Regions from separate parts of the Homo sapiens genome. Here region 2 is linked to region 1. A link is a contact called in ENCODE Hi-C or POLR2A ChIA-PET data. All regions are on one chromosome and are shown on one strand. The core of a region is the stretch at or near the end of the contact, and the rest is flanking DNA. Distances in the headings are between cores, read along the strand shown. Region 1 has its middle 100 kb from the start of IGF1R. Region 2 overlaps IGF1R (insulin like growth factor 1 receptor).

The links. A loop is a pair of places that touch in the nucleus more often than their neighbours do. ChIA-PET counts read pairs that join two places held with the same protein, here RNA polymerase II (POLR2A).
Region 2: a map of left cardiac atrium shows a loop between it and region 1 (2.2-fold over the local background). The contact joins two enhancer-like sites. A Hi-C loop is called at or near these places in 1 of 168 maps with a recorded cell type or tissue (left cardiac atrium). POLR2A ChIA-PET finds 5 or more read pairs at or near these places in 1 of 52 experiments (activated T-cell).

What each region holds. Positions count from the first base shown.
Region 1 is chr15:98,544,846-98,552,188 of GRCh38, reverse strand. No RefSeq gene overlaps it. Among named protein-coding and RNA genes, the nearest start is that of IGF1R, 100 kb to the left of the region's middle. Within about 2 kb of position 3,653, at least 28 of the 41 ENCODE cell types and tissues checked have a DNase peak (open chromatin) inside an H3K27ac peak, as active enhancers do.
Region 2 is chr15:98,900,972-98,908,330 of GRCh38, reverse strand. All of the region lies in intron 5 of IGF1R (insulin like growth factor 1 receptor), which reads right to left. Among named protein-coding and RNA genes, the nearest start is that of PGPEP1L, 100 kb to the left of the region's middle. RefSeq lists an enhancer at 1-465. Within about 2 kb of position 1,455, at least 8 of the 41 ENCODE cell types and tissues checked have a DNase peak (open chromatin) inside an H3K27ac peak, as active enhancers do.

The DNA.
Region 1 (7,343 bases), core at 2,404-4,903:
GTTTCAAAGATTCTTTAGTTTTCAGAGTATTTGCCCTCGGGGCAGCAGTAATAACGTATACAACATCTGTCCCTGGCCTGTGACATTTGAAAACACCAGTTTTGGAAACCAGGAGAGGCCAGGCGCGGTAGCTCATGCCTGTAATCCCAGCACTTTCAGAGGCCGAGGCGGGCGGATCACCTGAGGTCAGTAGTTCAAGACCAGCCTGGCCAACATGGGGAAACCCTGTCTCTACTAAAACTACAAAAAGTAGCCGGGTGTGGTGGTGGGTGCCTGTAATCCCAGCTACTTGGGAGGCTGAGGCAGGAAGAACTGCTTTGAATCCAGAAGGCGGAGGTTGCGGTGAGCCAAGATCGCGCCACTGCACTCCAGACTAGGCAACAGAGCAGACTCCGTCTCATAAATAAATACCAGGAGAGACTGAGTCACACCACTCAGGGTATGCATTTCACAAAAAACTCCAAAGTGGCATCTTGAATCCTCCTGGTTCTTGGGCTGATTGTTACTTCCATCAGCCTCATAAACAACCACAAAGTTCAACCCACTGCATCTGTTTGGACTAATTAAGAGCAAATGCTTCTCACTTGAGAAGCTTGAGCCCTAAGTGCCATGAGTATATATATTTTAAAGAAACATTCCCTACTCATTAGGGCAGTGGAAAAAAAATCAATCTGGATGAGAAATGAGGGATCCTGCTAATGAGCACAGTGGCTTTGACCATTAATAATAATAGCAATACTATGACACATATGGAAGTCTGATCTGAATTATGTGGTTTTTATACATCCTATATAATTTTCACAACATTGCAGCAAGATGGACTTTAATCCCATTCCACAGATTGGGAAGTGGGGAAAAGAAGGTTACAGAGCTAGCTAGAGGTGGAGGCTGGGGTCTGACCCTATCCAGAGTTACACCTGCTTGCCTGGATGTCAGCCTTCCCAGTTCACCACACAAATCCACCGACCTTGCTGCCCCCATCATTTGTTTCTCACCTATTAGATGAGGTTTTTGCTTGGCCAGTCTCTGAAGTCACCTGCTGCTATAAAATGCTCAATTTCAAGTTGCTGGAGTGAGCAAACCTTGGTTACTAATCGGAGGTTTTCCTGTAGTTGCTTCATCACGCACAGGTATAGATGTTACAATTTATAATGAACATGTTTGTTGTTTGTAAATGTGTGCTTCTGTGTCCGGAATTGGTGGGTTCTTGGTCTGACTTCAACAATGAAGCCACGGACCCTCCCGTTGTTACAGTTCTTAAAGGCGGCGTGTTCAGAGTTTGTCCCCTCTGATATTCGGATGTGTTCGGAGTTTCTTCCTTCTGGTGGGTTCGTGATCTTGTTACATCAGGAGGGAAGCTGCAGACCTTCGCGGTGAGTGTTACAGCTCTTTAGGCGGCATGTCTGGAGTTGCTCGTTTCTCCCGATGGGTTTGTGGTCTCACTGGCTTCAGGAATGAAGCTGCACACCTTCACGGTGTTACATCTCATAAAAGCAGCATGAACCCAAACAGAAAGCAGCAACAACACTTACTGCAAAGAGCGAAAGACCAAAGCCTTGCACACCCTAGAAACATACCCCACTGATTACCACTACTACCTCGCGCAGCCTGCGTTTCTTCTCTTATCTGCCCCACCCACATGCTGCTGATTGGTCCATTTTACAGAGAGCCGATTGGTCCATTTTACAGAGAGCTGATTGGTCCATTTTGACAGAGAGCTGATTGGTCCATTTTGACAGGGTGCTGATTGGTGCATTTACAATCCCCGAGCTAGACACAAAAGTTCTCCACCTCCCCAGTAGATTACCTAGATACAGAGTGTGGACACAAAGGTTCTCCAAGTCCCCACCAGAGTAGCTAGATACAGTGTTGATTGGTGCATTCACAAACCCTGAGCTAGACACAGGGTGCTGATTGGTGTGTTTACAAACCTTGAGCTAGATACAGAGTGCTGATTGGTGTATTTACAATCCCTTAGCTAGACATAAAGGTTCTCCATCCCCACCAGACTCAGGAGCCCAGCTGGCTTTACCCAGTGGATCCTGCACGGAGGCCGCAGGTGGAGCTGCCTGCCAGTCCTGTGCAGTGTGCCCGTACTCCTCAGCCGTTGGGTGGTCGATGGGCCTGGGCGCTGTGGAGCAGGGGGTGGCACTCTTCGGGGAGGCTCGCGCCATGCAGGAGCCCATGGCAGGCGGGGTGGAGTCTCAGGCATGGCGGGCTGCAGGTCCCGAGCCCTGCCCTGCAGGGAGGCAGCTAAGGCCCGGTGAGAAGTCGAGCACAGCAGCTGCTGGCCCATGTGCTAAGCCCCTCACTGCCTGGGGCCGGTGGGGCCGGCTGGCCGCTCTGAGTGCGGGCCCGCCAAGCCCACGCCCACCCAGAACTCGCGCTGGCCCGCAAGCACCTCCCGCAGCCCCGGTTCCCGCCTGCGCCTCCCCCTCCAAACCTCCCCGCAAGCTGAGGGAGCCGGCTCTGACCTTGGCCAGCCCAGAAAGGGGCTCCCACAGTGCAGCGGCGGGCTGAAGGGCTCCTCAAGCGTGGCCAGAGTGGGCACCAAGGCCGAGGAGGCGCCGAGAGCGAGCAAGGGCTGTGAGGGCTGCCAGCACGCTGTCACCTCTCACTTCTAAACTGCCAGAGAATCCCTGAGAGGAGGCTGGTCTTCCTGACATTCTGTTCACACTATTAATTTGTTTTGCAAACCTTTTTAATGGAAGGAGAATTATATAAACCACCACCCTGCTCCTGTGTATACTATTCCACAGCATCAGCATCACTTGATAACTTGTAGAAATGCACCTTCCTCGCTGGGTGTGGTGGCTCATGTCTATAATGAGGGAGGCCGAGGCAGGAGGATGGCTTGAGCCCAGGAGGTGGAGGCTGCAGTGAGCCATGACTCCACCACTGGACTCCAGCCTGGGCGACAGAAGGAGACCCTGCCTCTAAAAAGAAAGAAAGAAATACACATTTCTGGGGCCCAATCTAGAGCGATCGAACATAATTCTGGGCGTCGGGCTCAGCGCTCTGAGTTTTGACAACCCCCCTACGCCCAGCTCATTTGAGAATGCCGGTCTGAGATGACTGATTCCCAGCTTGGAACATTTGAGTTACTGAGGTGATTGATTCTAAGAGTCAGCTGGAGCCAGGACTAGCAGACTGGGAATACATTCGTTTAACAATGGAATACCATTTTCAAATCATCATGCATTTCTTTTCTGGGTGCCATCTCCTGTGCAGGGGAGGACTGGAAAGACAGGGAAATTCTGGTAGCCTTGGGAAGGCAGAAGGGTGGGGCTTGGCTGGCCAGGGGACGGGCGCGGAGGGGGAGGGAAGAAGAGGAGGAAGCCGCGGGGCCTCACAACCCATCTGGTTGGAAACGTCCTGCAGTGCCGCCCGAGCCGCAGGAACCGGAGCCAATTACAAGTTTATATAATAGAGTCAGTCTCCCCGGGCCTCCCCTCTCCGCCCCACCCCTGCCGGCTTTGGGGATGGGGGAGGAAACGCTTTCCGTGAAATACAGGCTGGATCTAGGACGGAGGATGCCTTTTCTGGATTGACAACTAGGGGCCAGTCCTGAGTGTGAGAAACTCCTGGGGTCCTGTTTTGGGATCCGGACACCTCGGGCGCCGCGCAGGCCTCCTTGTGCCTCGGGAGCGGCCCCGCCTACGGAACGGGACCTGGAAGGGAGGTGTCCGGGTCGAGCGTTCGCGCTGCTCCCCGCCGCACGGTGTGAGCTCGCCGGGTTTATGTAACGCCTGCCCTTCGCGGAGGACCGTGTCATGTCCGAATCGCGGAGGACGGAGGAGGCGGGGGCCTGGGCCGCGACGCCCGCCCACGTGACCGTCAGATGACTGGGGTCTAAGTTTGCACGAGCTCCTTTACCGTAACGCTGAAGGCTCCTCATCAACATCGGCTCTTAGTCATCCCCGAGTGACATTTGATATGAGCAACAGCTCAGGACGGGGAAATGGCAACGCGGATGCTGATGGAGACGAGGAACGGCTGCTGCGACCGCCTCTGATTTGGGCTGGAACGGGAGTTTATGCGGAGTCAAGGAAACCCACCGCGAAGGGTGCCAGGGAAGACCAGGGCACTTTTCTAGACAAAGAATCTTAGATTCTTTGGGGCTAGATGCAGAGAGTCCGGGAGAAACTGTTCACCGGGTGCCAGGCAGGCGGCTGACCACGCAAGCCACGCTTCAGATTTGTGGGTTGGTTTTAGAAGTCACATGAGGTCTGCCTGGACGCCCCTCCCGATCACGTCAATTATCTGTCACAACTTCTCTGTGCGCCCCAGGGACCAGCCCCATGCCCCCAGCGGGGGAGTTGGTTACAGCTGCAGAATCCCGGCCCCACCCCGCCTCCAGAGCACGAGCCTGCGCTAGAAGGATATCACCAGGGGATGGGGGGGAATGCGAGGGGGGCGGGGAGGTGGTCACGGATGCAGAGGCTGTCCTGGCTGCTGAGGCAAAAAGCCCGTCCCAAGCCCTGCATGGGCTCCTACTGCACTTCAGGATTTGGGGGAATGCAGAATCGTGGTCTTTGAGTTTTCATTAATTCAATAAAGATTTCTCAAAAGCCTAAATTCTAGACCCAAGACAGTGGGAATTAAACAGGGCTGAATATGACGCTATTGGCTATACCAGGACCACGCCTGAGCATTGCATGCACGCTCCAGCTATGCATAACTTATTTATTTTAAAAGAAGGAAGGAAGAGAGGGAGGGAAACAAGGTGTTTCTTAAGAGTAGAGGAGGGGAGAGGCAACTTGTTGCTTTCACTGGCAACAGTTAACTCCATAAGCAATTTCCTCACTTAAAAGAAAAACAAATGAAGTAGAGTGGTAGGCTTTTGAAAGGAGGAGCAGAGAGCTCCGGTGAGTGGAAACCTAGCTTTTATTCACCTTAGGGCCTTGTTAAAACACATTTGCCTTGAGATAAAAGGGTTTCTTTTGGGACGATCCCAAAATGACTTTGCTTGATTCAATTAAGCAAGACCTAACGAAAGAGAATTCCAGCTTAAGATACGCATCATCTCACCAGGTGAGTTGTAAATACATTCTGACCAGGTTTCAGAGGCAAGCTCTTGAAAATTTAATCTATTTAAAAACTGCATATCCTTGCCACAAATTGCTTTGAAGAAGATCGCTGAGCTGATTGCATGCTGAGATAATTATTCTGTATCACCACTTAGGGAACAAGATTTTTTGATAAATACTACAGTGTCAGTCTTTGTTAATGACTTGGGAGGGGAAGGAAAGGATTCGATATAGCTGAGGCTGGTTTTATTTTCTTGCCTCTTTCCCATGAACGCAGGCTGTGGGAAGCAGGTAGAGTCTTGGTTTATGAACTCTGAACGCTATTGAGTAACCTATTCACCTGTCAAATCCCTAATCCCCGCATGAAGGTGTACAGATGGTATTGGAGTAGAACACGAAACTGAGAGGTGAAGCCAGCCGGACTTCTGGGTCGGGTGGCAACTTGGAGAACTTTTATATCTTACAAGAGGATTGTAAAACGCACCAATGGGCGCTCTGTAGCTAGCTAGAGGTTTGTAAAATGCACCGATCAGTGCTCTGTAAAAATGCACCAATAGGCGCTCTGTAGCTAGAGGTTTGTAAAATGGACCAATCAGCACTCTGTAAAATGGACCAATCAGCAGGACATGGGCGGGGACAGATAAGGGAATAAAAGCTGGCTACCCCCCAGCCAGCAGAGGCAACCTGCTTGGGTCCCGTTGCATGTTGTGGGATATCTGTTCTTTTGCTCTTCACATTAAGTCTTGCGGCTGCTCACTGTTTGGGTCTGTGCCATCTGTAAGGGCTGTGACACTCACTGTGAAGGTCTGCGGTTCCATTCTTGAAGGCAGCGAGACCAGGAACCCACCAGAAGGAACAAACCCCAGACACAAAACCAGTCTCCACCTGCGCAGGGCCCTGCCTGTGCCTTACCTGCTTCCCCTCCTGGAGACTCCCACCTGTGAATGGATAGATGGTAGTGTGTTGCTGGGTGCTGATGGGGGAAAGCCCTAGCCTGTACCCCCGTTATGGATAATATGGAAGTCAGGGTTCTCAGGTGCTGGTGAGCCAGGCCTCCCCACATCCTACGTATGACAGCACAGGCTCATTTCTCAGTGCTCTGCCCCACTGAGCCTGGATGTGACCTCAGAGGAGTCCTTAGCACTGTGATTAATCTCTTCATGCTTTTCTTCCTTTTTTTTTTAGACAGGGTCTCTCTCTGTCATCCAGGCTGGAGTACAGTGGCACCACTGTAGCTCACTGCAACCTCCGCCTCCTGAGGTCAAGTGATTCTCCCACCTCAGCCTCCCTAGTAGCTGGACTACAGGCGTACACCATCACACCCAGCTAATTTGTGTATTTTTTGGTAGAGACAGGGTTTCGCCACGTTGCCCAGGCTGATATCCCAACTCCTGGCATCAAGAGATCTGCCTGCCTCAGCCTCCCAAATTGCTGGGATTACAGGCATGAACCACTGTGCCTGGCCTCATTCTTTCAATAACTTAATAAATACTTATTAGGAATCTATTCTATACAAGTCGCTGATAACATAGAAGAAAAGAGAAAGAAAGAAATATAGATGGATGAATGGTGCATAGAAATAATACAAAGCACTAGGACAATGGTTAGTGGTTGGGAGGAGTAACTTTAGATATTGTAGTCAAGGAAAGCCTCTCTGAGGAGGTAACATGAGGAAGAGTTATTTCAAAAGCCAGAGGGGAAAGCCAGGCCCAAACAAAACAACAAAACAGGCCGGGTGCGGTGGTTCACACCTATAATCCCAGCACTTTGGGACGCCCAGGTGGGCAGATCACAAGGTCAGGAGTTTCAGACCAGCCTGGCCAATAAGGTGAAACCCTGTCTCTACTAAAAATACAAAAATTAGCCAGGCATGGTGGCGTGTTCCTGTAGTCCCAGCTACTCAGGAGGCTGAGGCAGGAGAATCACTTGAACCCAGGAGGCAGAGGTTGCAGTGAGCCGAGATCATGCCACTGCACTCCAGCCTGGGTGACAGAGCAAGATTCCATCTCAAAAACAAAAACAACCAAAACAACAACAACAACAACAAAAACTGTGTGTGCAAAGGCCCTGAGGCAGGAATGAACCTAACATGATCAAAAACCTGGCTCAGAACATGGACCCAGTGAACCACTTTGGACACTTGATGGGCATTTGATGGGTTGCCTCCGTGTGATCTCTAATTCTTGATGACTAGGCTGAAGTGGGAGCTGGACTCATAGGTGTGTAGACGGGGGTCTGTAGTCCCATGTGGCTATTCATTCTCACCGAGGCAGCATTTCTGGTGAAGTTATAGCTGGATGGTATTTCATGGTC
Region 2 (7,359 bases), core at 206-2,705, 360 kb before region 1:
AGAGAACAGACATGCTCTGCTACCCAATCGGAACAGCGTACACTTTGCTCTAAAGTCTCCCATTATCCATGGAAGTAAATCCTGCCCAATCAGCAGCATGATGGGATAGGAGACAGCATGAGACAGGGAGACAAGCTTGTGGGGGGTCAACCCTGGGCCTTCTCCCTCCCCCATTCATCTTTCATTCTGAGCAGCCCCAGCTCCAGTCCCTGGAGGTGTGGGGGAGGAGGAAGAGCCACTAACATGCAGTGCTCTTGGGCCTCTCATCCAGGCAAGAGGACTCGGAGTCCAACACAGTGGTTCTCCAAGTTCAGTGTGCACAAAGCTTGTTTGCAAAGGGCTGGGCCCCACCCCCAGAGCTTCTGATTCAGCTGGGGTGGGCAAAGAATCTGCATTTATCACAAATCCCAGGTGGTGCTGACCCCTGCTGTGGTCCCTGGACCACACGTGGAGAACCAGCAATCTAGGAGAGGCTGAGTTCCAGTGAGGTGGTGGAGGACCAAAGCCCACCAAACCAGACGTGGCTTCTGCCCCAGAGGGTGTGCACACGAGTAGCAGATCCAACCAGCACAGGAAGCCGTTCTATCTGGCTACCCAGGTGGCAGGACAAGTCCATCCCTGGAGAGGCAAGAAAGCAGACAGCTACGGCTTAGGTCTAGAGAAAGATCCCCGCAGTGGGCCTTTCTCTCTGGCTTCCCCAGGAAGGCAGCAGACAATGCCAGGGTTGACTTCTGAGTCCTCTGTGCTGATGGGCCTGATCCCCATGGACCGTGAATCCTTCTTCTCCTCTTCCTGCTCTGCTTCTTACTAAGTTTGGGAATCAGTGCAGTACTTTGAGTGACTTCTAAGATCCACTCACAGATCTAATGTATAAACACACAAAGGAGAAAGAACCCCAGCCCTCCCTGCAGAGCCAGCGTAGCCAGGACAAAACAGAACCCCTAAGGCTTCGTCTGCCCTGGAGGCTATGTCCATTGGGGATCTCTCTGCATCTGGTGAGGGTCTTCATTTACACCCAAACCAGGACCTCTAACCAGCTGGTCAATCCTCAGCCTGATTCTCATTTACAGTAAAGCACAAATTATGGTTACAATGCTGCCAAGCAGCCCTGTGACATTTTCCTGAACATTCACAAAGGGACGTCAGACCAGGAAGGAGTTCAGAGACTGGGACCCAGGACCAGAAATGCCATGAATGAGCTGCACAGCCATGCGCAGATCCCTTAGTGCTATCTGTAGCCCTGTTTACTCACTCGTAGGACAACAAGGGGAATGCACAGGTGACATCTAAGCTCCCTGTCTACTTTAAGAACGACCAGAAGGAGTCACAGAGCCACCACGGAATCTGCATCACAAGCCTGAAGCCCAACCCTTTCCTGAGCACTGGGCTCTCTGTCCACACAAGTGCTGGGGGTGGAGGTTGGAGTCCTGCCAGCACAGGGGTGCAGTGAGCACACAAGTGAGTCGAAAGACAGAGCCTCTGAAGCTAAGTCAGGCTCCTCACACGCCCATCTTCAGGCCTCTGGACACATTAGTGACCACCAAACCGGTAGCAAAAACTTGTAAGTCAACAGTTCTTTCCTTTCAGTAAGGGCTCCCTCCTGAACACACAGCTATCCTGGAAAAGCAGCATAAGACATTGTCCAAATGATCCCAGATCTGGTCAATGCAACACAAGGTGTGTTTCCTGGGGAGCAGTGCCAGGATATGGCCCAGCTGGCGCTACTGTTGCTGGGGGTAGACCCCATCCATACCTGCTGTTTCTCACTACCAGGCTGCAGGTGACACTGCTGGAGGTCAGAGGGGCTCCATGCAGTCATACAACGGAAGGAGGGATGGAGTGGAAATGGATGTGTCATAAGCCCATTCTTGCTCATAGGTTTCTCCAGCTCCAAAGGAGACTGCAGCGATGCACCCCCAAATGTCGGGCTGCTTCCAGGTACCTGAGTTAGTTACAGGACAAAATCTCCTTGTTGATGAAGAAACCTCTGGGCTGCCGGTAAGGACCAATTAATCAGGCCAAACTTCCATCTACACCCAGAACCAGGCCTCTTTTCATAAACTAATTTCACTAGCAGGGAACGGAACCACACCAAAAATACCTTCTGAACAAAACATTCTTCTCCCCCACGGGAGGAAGCATGAATTATAAACCAGGAATTTGACAAATGAATGGCAGGCACACTGAAATTCTGTGTATTTGACTAATCACTTTGAAAAGCAAGATTATCTTTTTACAGTAAACACAAACATTTTTTACAATCATTGAAGAGGCTGGGAGCCAGGATACCAATATCAATAAAACCCAGGCATTATGGAGCCTGTGGAAGCTAAAGAAAAATAAAAATAAAACCCTTGTCAAAATAATAATCAAGCCATTCATGAGCTGCCTGTCAATACCATGCTTGTTTTTCGAGCCACAGCTTGGGGCAAGGCTCCCCGCTAAATTCCTTCCATGATTAGGTGAGAATTAAGAGAAGGTAAAAGGCAGAGACCTGTCTGCACATCTTTAAAATATGCATACGCTAAAGTTATCATTGTTTCCTGAAGAAAAAGATTACTTAAGTAAATTATTCAGTAAATGTGATTTCCTAATTGTTTCTTAGCTTACTGCCTTTACATTCAAAGAATGCTTTTAAAAATTAGGTTTTTTTTTTTTTTTCCCCTTGAGACAGGGTCTCACTCTGTAATCCAGGTTGGGGTGCAGTGGTGCAATGACAGAGCACTGCAGCCTCAACTTCCCAGGCTCAAGCTACCCTCCTACCTCAGCCTCCCAAGTAGCTGGGACCATAGGTATGCCCCACCATGCTTGGTTAATTTTTCTTTTCTTTTTTTTTTTTAACAGCTGGTATCTCACTATGTTGCCCTGGCTGGTCTCAAACTCCTGGGCTCAAGCAATGCCTTGCCATGGTCTTCCAAAGTGCTGGGATTACAGGTGTGAGCCACCACACCTGACCAGTTACTTATTTTTCTTTAGCTTCCATGTGCTCTATGATATCCAGATTTTATTGATATTGGTATCCTGGTTCTCAGCCTTCTCTATGTTGTAAAAAATGTTTATTTCTACACTTGGGTAGGCCCTATCTCCCAATCTGTAGACCACACAGGATGGGAACAGTTGGTTATCTTCCTGAGGACATCTCTATGTTATCTCTATCGATATTTGAGTGGTGAAGACAGCCCCAGGTACACGGTTCAGAGCACTCCATCTGGGAATCCAAAGGTCAGGTCTGAGCCTCATCTCCAGCATTTACTGAGGAACCCCTCTGGGCAAAAGATTTATTCAGCTCTCCCAGGCTGGAGTCTCTCAGCTGCAAACTGGGGGTGCCTTCCCTGCTTTTCTGGCTGAGGCCAGTTGGAAGAATTGGATGGGCTAAACATAAAAGGATACCGTGAGCTTTTAATCACCCCACAAAAGTGCAGGATGACATGTGCTATTCTCTGAAGTGTGAAAGTCCCCTGGAACAAAGTCTCAGAACAGGAAGGTCCTGTGCCCTGATAAATGGAGCTGAACCCGAGGTCTCCAGCCTACAGAGGTAGGAAGGGACAGTTTCCCCATTTTCAGTGCTTGCTGACATACTGAAAACAATTCTGCAATTATACAACCAATCATTCCAGTTCCTTCCTTCGAGGAGAAAATTGCCTCTTCACGGCTGTCTCTAGGGGGCATCAGAACCCAGGACACAGGCTGTCATCAGCAACAGAGCCATCTGCAACTGATAAGAGTATTTGGCCTTTTTTGCCTTTCTGCAGATGCTCCCACCAATCCATCTGCAAACAGGCTGGTTTATATCATGTCCACTCTCCCCCAAATCCAATATTTACATCAACCTTAGGGGTTCAGCAAGGGTGGATATGTCTATCTAGGTGGAACCAGGCACCATACAGATATTCAGACAATGTTTCCTCTTTGTTTAGGTGTTTCTTAAAAATAGCTTTACTTCTGAAGTATAACCTGCCTATCAAATATTCACCCATCAGGCCAGGCACGGTGGCTCACACCTGTAATCCCAGCACTTTCAGAGGCCGAGGCAGGCAGATCACGAGGTCAGATGATCGAGACCATACTGGCTAACATGGTGAAACCCCGTCTCTACTAAAAATACAAAAAAATTAGTCGGGCGTGGTGGTGAGCGCCTGTAGTCCCGGCTACTCGGGAGGCTGAGGCAGGGGAATGGTGTGAACCCGGAGGCGGAGCTTGCAGTGATCCGAGACAGCGCCACTGCACTGCAGCCTGGGTGACAGAGTGAGACTCCATCTCAAAAAAAAAAAAAAAAAAAAATTCACCCATCATTCCATGAGCTTCCGTAAATTTACACAACTGTCCAACCATCACCACTACTCAGTTCCAGAACACTTCCATCATCCAAGAGTTCCCTCATTCCCATTGGTGGTCAATCTCCACCTCTTCCTTGCAGCCATCCCTGGTCTGCTTTCTGTCTCTATAGTTTTGCCTTTTCTGCAAATTACATACGAATGAGTCATATAATATGTAGTCTTTTGTGTCTGGATTTTTTCTTTTCACTTAGCCTAATGTTTTAGAGGTTCACCCATGTTGTAACACGTGTCATACTTCACGTCTTTTTATTGTTGAGTAGTCAGTTGTCCTTTGTGCCACATTTCATTTATCCATTTATCTTTCTATCCACTCATCTGCTGATGAACATCTGAATGGTTTCCAGTGGGTCTTTCTTTTGGGCTGGGGGTCGGGGGAATCCCGGGAGGCTATTATGAGTAATACTGCTACCAGCATTCATACACAAGTCTTGTGTGGGCATGTTTTCATTTCTCTTGGGTGGATCCCGGAATTGCTAGGTCACAGGGTTGGTGTATATTTTCCAAAAGTCCCAGGGAAATGTGAAAAAGCGGCCATGTTTCAGCCTGACCTTTGAGCTCCAAGAAGGTATTACAAAGCACTGCGTGTTGCACAGTCGAGTGGTAGGAACAAAAGCATAGAAATGCCTATCCGCGAATTTCAATTCTTTTAACTCACCACCCTCCATCTACTTTTTCCTTCTTCTTTTCAAGGCAACAATCCTTGGTAGCACCAAATAATGTGAAACTTTAACTCCTTATTTATCTGATGCCATCAGGAAACAAGGTTGTCCAAACAAGGGGATTTTCCAGATAGTGAAAATATTCTCTTACTCAAGAGCTTAAAAATTAGCTATTTTATAAAAATTGTGTACATGTGGATTACAAAACCTGTTTCCTTTGTAAACAGCAGAGCGGTCTTGATTTTCTTAATGTCTAAGGTCATTACTCTAGAAATACACCCTATGGTGTCCTTGAGGAAACCATGGCTATGGCTTTTGTAACTGGGTTACAAAATCAGCTCACGCCGAGTGCGATATAAAAGTCAACAGGCTCTGAGTGAGGAATAAGAGCTCTACTCTATGTAAAATGCTTGAATTTTCTGTTCTGGATGGCTCAGGAGACTTTTTGAGGGGGATCTCAGTGACATTTTGGAAAGCCAAGGTTGTCAGAGTTGAAGGATCTCTGTACCTTGAATTGTTCTGTTCTCCATCAAAAACAAAAGGCTACAGAACAGAACTTTCATCCTATTGAACCAAATGGAAACATTTATGTTATCACTGGCTATAAAAGAAGTTCAAGAAGGCCGGGCGTGGTGGCTCAAGCCTGTAATCCCAGCACATTGGGAGGCTGAGGCGGGCGGATCACAAGGTCAGGAGTTTGAGACCAGCCTGAACAACACGGTGAAAGTCCGTCTCTACTAAAAGCAAAAATAAGCCGGGCGTGGTGGTGCGTGCCAGTAATCCCAGCTATTCAGGAGGCTGAGGCAGGAGAATCGCTTGAACCCAGGAGGCAGAGGGTGCAGTGAGCCGAGACAGCGCCACTACACTCCAGCCTGGGCGACACAGCAAGATTCCATCTCAAAAAAAAAAAAAAAAAAAAGTTCAAGAAAATAGTGTGACACGTGTTAACAACATGGGTGAACCTCTAAAACATTAGGCAGCAGTGTGAGGGGAAAATATTTAGGAAAAAAAACCGTCAAAGTGCTTTGTGATATGCACATGGGAAGAAATGAAGGGATAAAGCAGTGGTTTCCAATCTTTGCTGCCTGCTGAAGTGCCTAGGGATCTTTAGACAAGCACTGATTCCTGGATCCTAACCCCAAACGCTCCTATTGAATTGGGGTGGGGGTGCAACTTGGACATCAGGATTTCTCAACTCCACCCCTGCCCCCACCCCCAATGATTCCATAATGTGTAGCAAAGTTTGAGAAACACTGGGATGAAAGCTATCTTGGCTTAAACCAAAAGCACACCGAAATAAAAATTTCAGACAGCTCTGCTAACACTCCTCTATTCAAAAGCCTTGAATACGTTCCATGGTCTTCCTAAATTATAACCCTTTATACCTGCGTGCAAAACATCTTACATAACTCTAGTACCACCCACCTCTCCAGTGTTAGTTGCCCAACAGGCCCCAGGATGCCCCAACTCGTTGCCTTTGCTCCTGCCACCCTACCTTGAATTGCCTTTCTTCACTTCAATCCTCTGCTTTCCTCAAGTTTTTCCCGAAAGCCTTCAAGGCCCATCTCAAATGCCACCTCTTGTCAGAAGCCTGTCTGATCTTCTCAGGTATCTGGCTCTTCTCCATGCCTAGGGCACATTTCTTTCTTTCCCTTGTATCACTGTGCGAGTTCTGCTTTGCACTGCTGATGTTTATCTGACTATCGTATCCTGTCCTTCTCTTTCTCGCTCTGACTCTTCCCTTCTTGCAGAAGTGAGGGCAGCTAGTGAAGGGGCCAGACCTAACTCTGTCCCTGAGTCTAAGGAGAAATGAACAGCTGAGGTGTTGCTAGCGGTCTCAACACCTGAAGCAAACAGAGCTCTTGGGGAGCTCATCATCGTGAGGATGGGCTATACCTTTGTGGTCATGGGCCAGGAAGACAGGGTGAGAGAAAACTTCCCATCGGGAGGTAAAAGATTCTTAAGAGCCCAAGCTCAAGAAAGAGCCTCTTAGAAGCTGCACGCAGGAATGAAAGGCTGGAGCCAGCATCCTTGGAGCTGCAGGACTACTGGGGAGCAGCAGCAGCAGGGAAAACCCAAGGCCCACTTGCCCTCCCCTGCATCTAAAATGGTAAGAGCAGGCCAGGGGCCCGGGCTTACCTGGAAAGCCTCCCAAACACCTGAGCACGCAACCTTAAAAAGATTTTGCTGATGCTTCAGGTTTTATGCAAGTTTCAGATAATGAGAAAGACATCATAAATATTCTTGCAAATAAAAATCAGGCTTTAATTTCTAACTACATTTAAGTGCACAATACTTAGTTAACACTCCATGAAAAGGTAACCACATAATAATTCCTAATGGAAATTAATTAAACTCTCCTC